Regions from separate parts of the Homo sapiens genome. Here region 1 is linked to region 2. Evidence: chromatin loops called from intact Hi-C (ENCODE). Cell type or tissue: PC-3. All regions are shown on one strand. Links, peaks and the distances in the headings refer to the core of each region. The heading gives the core; the rest is flanking DNA. Region 1 overlaps LOC105375236 (a long non-coding RNA gene). Region 2 overlaps EPDR1 (ependymin related 1).

Evidence for each region. Peaks named below come from ENCODE experiments on the same cell type or tissue, not always from the same donor. Only the 100,000 strongest peaks of a DNase experiment are listed, where the experiment ranks them.
Region 1: a loop joins it to region 2, with 5 times the contacts of the local background. A loop is called at or near these places in 1 of 110 quality-filtered maps.

Annotation. Positions count from the first base shown.
Region 1 is chr7:38,024,660-38,027,579 of GRCh38, reverse strand. The region is part of intron 2 of LOC105375236 (a long non-coding RNA gene); the gene reads right to left. Among named protein-coding and RNA genes, the nearest start is that of EPDR1, 110 kb to the right of the region's middle. In PC-3, for the core only: no CTCF peak of the experiment used is centred there; a DNase peak (open chromatin) is centred at 1,559.
Region 2 is chr7:37,929,169-37,932,088 of GRCh38, reverse strand. All of the region lies in intron 1 of EPDR1 (ependymin related 1), which reads right to left. Among named protein-coding and RNA genes, the nearest start is that of EPDR1, 10 kb to the right of the region's middle. In PC-3, for the core only: no CTCF peak of the experiment used is centred there; a DNase peak (open chromatin) is centred at 1,278; H3K4me3 peaks cover 321 bases; H3K27ac peaks cover 1,126 bases.

The sequences.
Region 1 (2,920 bases), core at 148-2,647, 96 kb before region 2:
TTGGTATGAGGTTGGTGCAAAAGTAATTGCGAGTTTTGCCTTTGCCATTACTTTTAATGGCAAAACAACAACTACTTTTGTGCCAGCCTAATCTTTTTGGGGGACTGTTCATTGAATCTGTAGTTTAATGTAGGGAAAATTGAGGTTTTATTCAGGAATAGTTTATTTCTTTCCATTTGTTTAGGTCTCCTTGATGATTTTTAATCAAAATTTCATAATTTGCTATGTTAGGGGTTTGTATGCCTTTTAATAGAATTATTCCTAGTTATTTTTGTATCTTTATTTGCCACTGAAAATATCTTTCTTTTTTATTTTTATTTATTTATTTTTTTGAAACGGAGTCTTGCTCTGTCACTCAGGCTGGAGTGCAGTGGCATGATCTTGGCTCACTGAAACCTCTGCCTCCCGGGTTCAAGCAATTCTCCTGTCTCAGCCTCCCAAGTAGCTGGGACTACAGGTGCAAGTCACCATGCCCAGCTAAGTTTTGCATTTGTAGTAGAGATGGAGTTTCAGCATATTAGTCAGGCTGGTCTCGAACTCCTGACCTCAGGTGATCCACCCACTTTGGCCTCCCAAAGTGCTGGGATTAAAGATGTGAACCATGGCACCCTGGAAAATATCTCTTTTTAAACTGTTTATAACTGCTTGTTCCTAATGCAGAAATACAACCAACTTTTCTATATTTTCATTATCAAGAAACTTTTCAAACTTTTTTATTAAATTTCTTAGTTTTTCTGTAGCTTCTTTTAAATTTTCTACTTATATATAAAATTATATCACCTGCAAAAAATGAGAGTTTTGATTCTTCTTTTTTTTCTTATTGCTTTTATTTTTTTCTTATTTGATTGAACTATAGATTCTATAGTCAACGGTTGAAGAGAAGTGATGGTAACAGGTATCCTTATCTTTCTCCTAATCTTAAAGGAAATGCCTTCAACATTACAGTTAGGATTGGTGTTTGTTCTAATTTTTTTATTTATTTGTTTTTACTTGCCTTTTATAAAATTAGTGGTTTCCTTCTATTCCTAATATGCTAAAACATTTTTTAAAAATTATCTATATATATATATATTGAACTTTTAAAAATGCCTTTTCAGCATCTATTAAGATAATCATCTACCTTTCTCTCTTTAATAATGTAACACATGCCATTAATTGATTTTCTATTATCAAACTAACATTGCATACCTGGGATAAATTCACCTTACTCATGATGTACTAACTTTTTATGTATTGTTACATACAGATTGTTAATATTTTATTTAATTACTAATATTTTACATTTTTGTTTGAAAGTGTGGTTGTTGTATCCTTTTTCTTTATGTGACAGTTGTAGTCAGGTTTGGGCCTAAAAATGCTGAACTCATAAAATGAGATAGATGTGTTCCTTCTTTCTCTATTTTCTGTAAGAGCTTTATAAAAAAACTAAAATTATTATTTTTTCCTTGAAATTGTGGTAGAACTACTCTATAAAGTTGTCTGGGTTTGATGTTTTCTTTGTGGGAAATTTTTATTGACTTTGAGTCATCTTTGCTCAAGGATAATATGTATTTCTTGCTATTTTCTGAGACATTAAGGGACCGGCAGGTGAATCATAGTACTATTACTTTACCAAATTATACCAGCATCATTATCTATGAGAAAGAATATACTTACTGAAGTTCTATGAACAGTAGCTGGAAAGTACTGAATATTTTTGTTTCTATGGCAGAATTCCTGGCATCTCATTAGATACTACTTTGCAACTTACAGTCAAGTAACAAAAAATAAATTGTTAATGTTATCTGTATATTTTGTATATTTGCATTTGCAAAGTAGTGACGTTAGGACAGAAGATAAATTTCCTGAGTAGCAAAATTGTATTGGCATTATTACTGATTCAGACTGATTTTCAGATTTTTAAATCATTTTTATTTGTGCACGGCTTTACTTTCTTTTCACCATTCTCTGGATATGATAGCTAAAACTGGACTCTACTCCCTGGATGTGGGTAGACTATGTAAGGTCTACTGTCTCCTCACTATATTTAGGTACATATCTGTCATTATGATTTTCCAGTCTGACATGTAAAGAGCTTGGAAGTCATCACTCATCTTCTCACAAAAAGACAAAAACTGAACAAACTGAAAATCAACAACTCTTCTTAGAGGCATCAGATAATTGAGAGCAGACCGCTGCTGCAAACACTGGAGAGAGAGTCAGATACTAAGAATCATAGTTTACAGGAGCTGAAGCTGAGGAGCAGAAGCCAGAGGCTGGAGCCGGTGCTGGTAAGAACATTTAAACTATAATTGACAAATTGCTATAGGCTCAATGTGGATAAACTTGAGAGTTACAAACTCTGGGGGCCCAGCTCTGGGAGGGCCCACATGTTTTTTGTTTTACCTCCAAGAGCACCACCATGTTCTTTTGGTGAAGATTGGAGAAAAAAATCCCAGTCTTTCTGGCAGGGAGAGTAACCATTTTTAAATACACCCAAAGCTCTCTGTTCTCCTTAATAAAAGCCTGCCCTCAAAGGAGATTGTTTTGCCAGAGCCTAATCTACGGAAAGGGAAATACCCAACTCCAGCCCCCTTTAGCCTTCCCTTCTCACCTAAGGGATGAGGAAAAGCTGAGAAGCACTTGTGAAAGTCACAGTGCAGGGCACAGCCTCACTATAAAACTAAGACTTCATTATAAAATTACAGAATGGTTCTCTTCTTCCATGCTTTACCACCACATCAGTAGGTCTCCTGTATAATAATGATGGATTATGAGAAGAACTGCAGGGCTCAGAAGATATTTATGGAGTCTCTAGGGAAACACAAAGACAAGTGAAACAAAAACCAAGACACTGAAAAATAATTCCAGCCTCAGACACCTACAGCTACAGCAAACATTAAACATGACCTAGCTCTTAGACAGATAAAACTGTAATTCT
Region 2 (2,920 bases), core at 310-2,809:
AGATAAGCAGAAAGAGATTCTGTAAGGAACCAACAAAAAAGCAGAGTATCAAACCTCCAGAAATACTAGAGGAAAGTTCCCGACCGGGCGCGGTGGCTCACGCGTGTAATCCCAGCACTTTGGGAGGCCAAGGTGGGCAGATCACGAGGTCAGGAGATCGAGACCATCCTGGCTAACACAGTGAAACCCTTTCTCTACTACAAAAAATAAATAAATAAATAAATTAGGCGGGTGCAGTGGTGTGCACCTGTAGTCCCAGCTACTCGGGAGGCTAAGGCAGGAGAATCACTTGAACCCAGGAGGTGGAGGTTGCAGTGAGCCGAGATTGTGCCACTTCACTCCAGCCTGGGTGACAATGTGAGACTCTGTCTCAAAAAACAAAAACAAAAACAAAACAAAGTGAAACAAAAACAAAGTTCCCCTAAAACTACACCTTACCTGGAGATGTTAATAAAATTCAAGGATAATAGAAACAACCTACAAAAACATGGGCAGAAAAAAAATTATTGAAACGAAACCAAATTTAGTTTGGTGTCAGACTTCTCTTTTTTTTATTTTTTTTATTTATTTATTTTTTTATGGAGTCTTGCTCTATCACCCAGGCTGAAGTGCAGTGGCGCAATCTCAGGTCACTGCAGCCTCTGCCTCCCAGGTTCCAGCAATTCTCCTGCCTCAGCCTCCTGGGTAGCTGGGATTACAGGCGCATGCCACCATGCCTGGCTAATTTTTGTATTTTTAGTAGAGATGGGGTTTCACCATGGTGGCCAGGCTGGTCTCAAACTCCTGACCTCAGGTGATCCACCCGCCTCGGCCTCCCAAAGTGCTGGGATTACAAGCGTGAGCCACCGCACCTGGCCTCAGACTTCTCTTTGAGAGCTGTAAATGCCATAAACATATTTAAGCAAAAAGACTATTTTTACCCAAATTGTATACACCAAAAAAAATCATTATTTAAATGGCAATAAGTAGATGTGCTTAGACATTGAAAATCTCTGAAAGTATGCAACCTTAGTGTCTTCTCTGAAAAAAAAAATTGAATAATTTCTCTAGCTGACTAAAACATGAATTGAAATAAAGGTAAATACGAAAATTAGTATAAAATAAATTGCAGTGAACTATGAAAGGAGTAAAATGGCTTGTTTCTCTAAAACAGAAGACCTTGTGACAAAGCTCCTTATAAACTTATGCAAACACACACACTATAAAAATTCCTCTGTGTTTTAACAACTGCAGAAATTGACCTTTTTGAGGCTTGATTCAGCATGATGAAAGAGGACTACAAACCACCAAAACACTTCAAATTCTTTTCAATATACTAAGTGGAACCTAAATAAATACTTGTCCTGTGCAAAAGGAACTGTGTTCTGATGTCCGAGAAGTGGATTCCCAAGCTTCATTTCCTAACTCCTTAAGGAGAGTTGAGACCTCAGAAGGGTGAGATCTCTGGGGTCCAAGGGTAAGCCAGGCCGTGCCTGAAGCTGGGCTAGGATGAGAATTTCTATTCAAAAGGACAGGGTGTGTGACAAGGGACAGGTGGAGGGCTTGACTGTGAGAAGAAGAACTCCCACACCTACAGGAAACACAATCCATGCCAAGATACAGCACCTGATGTGGCATTTCCAATGGATATGAAGTCTGGGGCAGATTCTCTTCCCCCATCCTTCACTCCCAAGAGTGCCTGCTGGTACTCAGATACTCCTCATAAGTTATATGTTACCTATTGCTGACAATGCTGCGTCAGGCAGAGCTGTGCCCTTGGCCCTGCACCACCGGCTTCCCATCTGCCACTGTCTTCCCTGGTGGCTTCTGAGATGCTCTGGAGCAGCGTCTTCCCTGAGAGAGCTGGGGCTGTGACTCTGGTGCCTCTTCCAAGGTGAGCTTTTGGCTGTCACTCATCGGCAGGGCCCACATTCTAGAACTCTACCAGAAGATCTAACTTTAAGCCACAACAAAAGCAGCCTTCTGTGAGCGGGCAGGAGTCATCCAAGGCATGTATATCCTTTTCCTCCAGGAGAAGTTGCCTTCTTTAGGGGAGCCATCATCCCAAGAGTTTCTCCTTTCTTTGGGGGGACTGAGGGTAACTTAGGCACCCTGCTAAGGATCTGATTCCTCTTCAGATGGCCTCCCGACTCAAAAAGGCACTGCTTCTGAGAAACTGTGGGTGCTTTAGAAATAAATCTCAAATGCCCACATTGGGTGAAATTCCCCAAAATTGAAATTGAGGCACAAGAGAGACACTGAAGACAGTGTTTGATGAGAGGGCAGTGGGGGAGTGGCTCATGGGCGAAAGGAGTTTGGGGCATCCACTCTCTGGAGGTGGTGGTGTGCCCTCCACTTCAACCCTACTGGAAAACTTTTCAAAACACTGCAGTGTAATTCGATGTCAAAAATCATTCTTAACAGAAAAGAGGTATAACGTAACATATAAATGAAAAACCATGAAACCATTACATAAATCTATCATTTTATTGTCTAAGAAATTTAATTATAAGGAAAAAAGGAAAGAAAATACATATCTATTATTTAGGTATCCTTCTACAATGAATGTATATTATCAGTTATTCATTTCCCTCATTCACTGATTCAAAAAAAAATAAAAATTAGTCAGGCCCTGCTCTTAGCAGTTAGAAAATGGAGCTTGGGAATCGCCTTCTCCGACATCAGAACACAGCTCTTTTCATATGGGACAAGTATTCGTTTAGGTCCCACATAGTATGTTGAAAAGAATGTAAAGTGTTCTGAGGAGTTAGAGACACAGCAACAACCATACAAAACCCCTGGCCTTACGGAGCCTTATTGTGCATGAGGGAAGGTGGGGGAGATGAAGGAACAAACTTTAACGTTAAACACTCTGCCAGATAGTCATAAGTGCCTTGGATATATTAATATAAAGCAGTGAGGGGGCACTGAGAATGTTGAG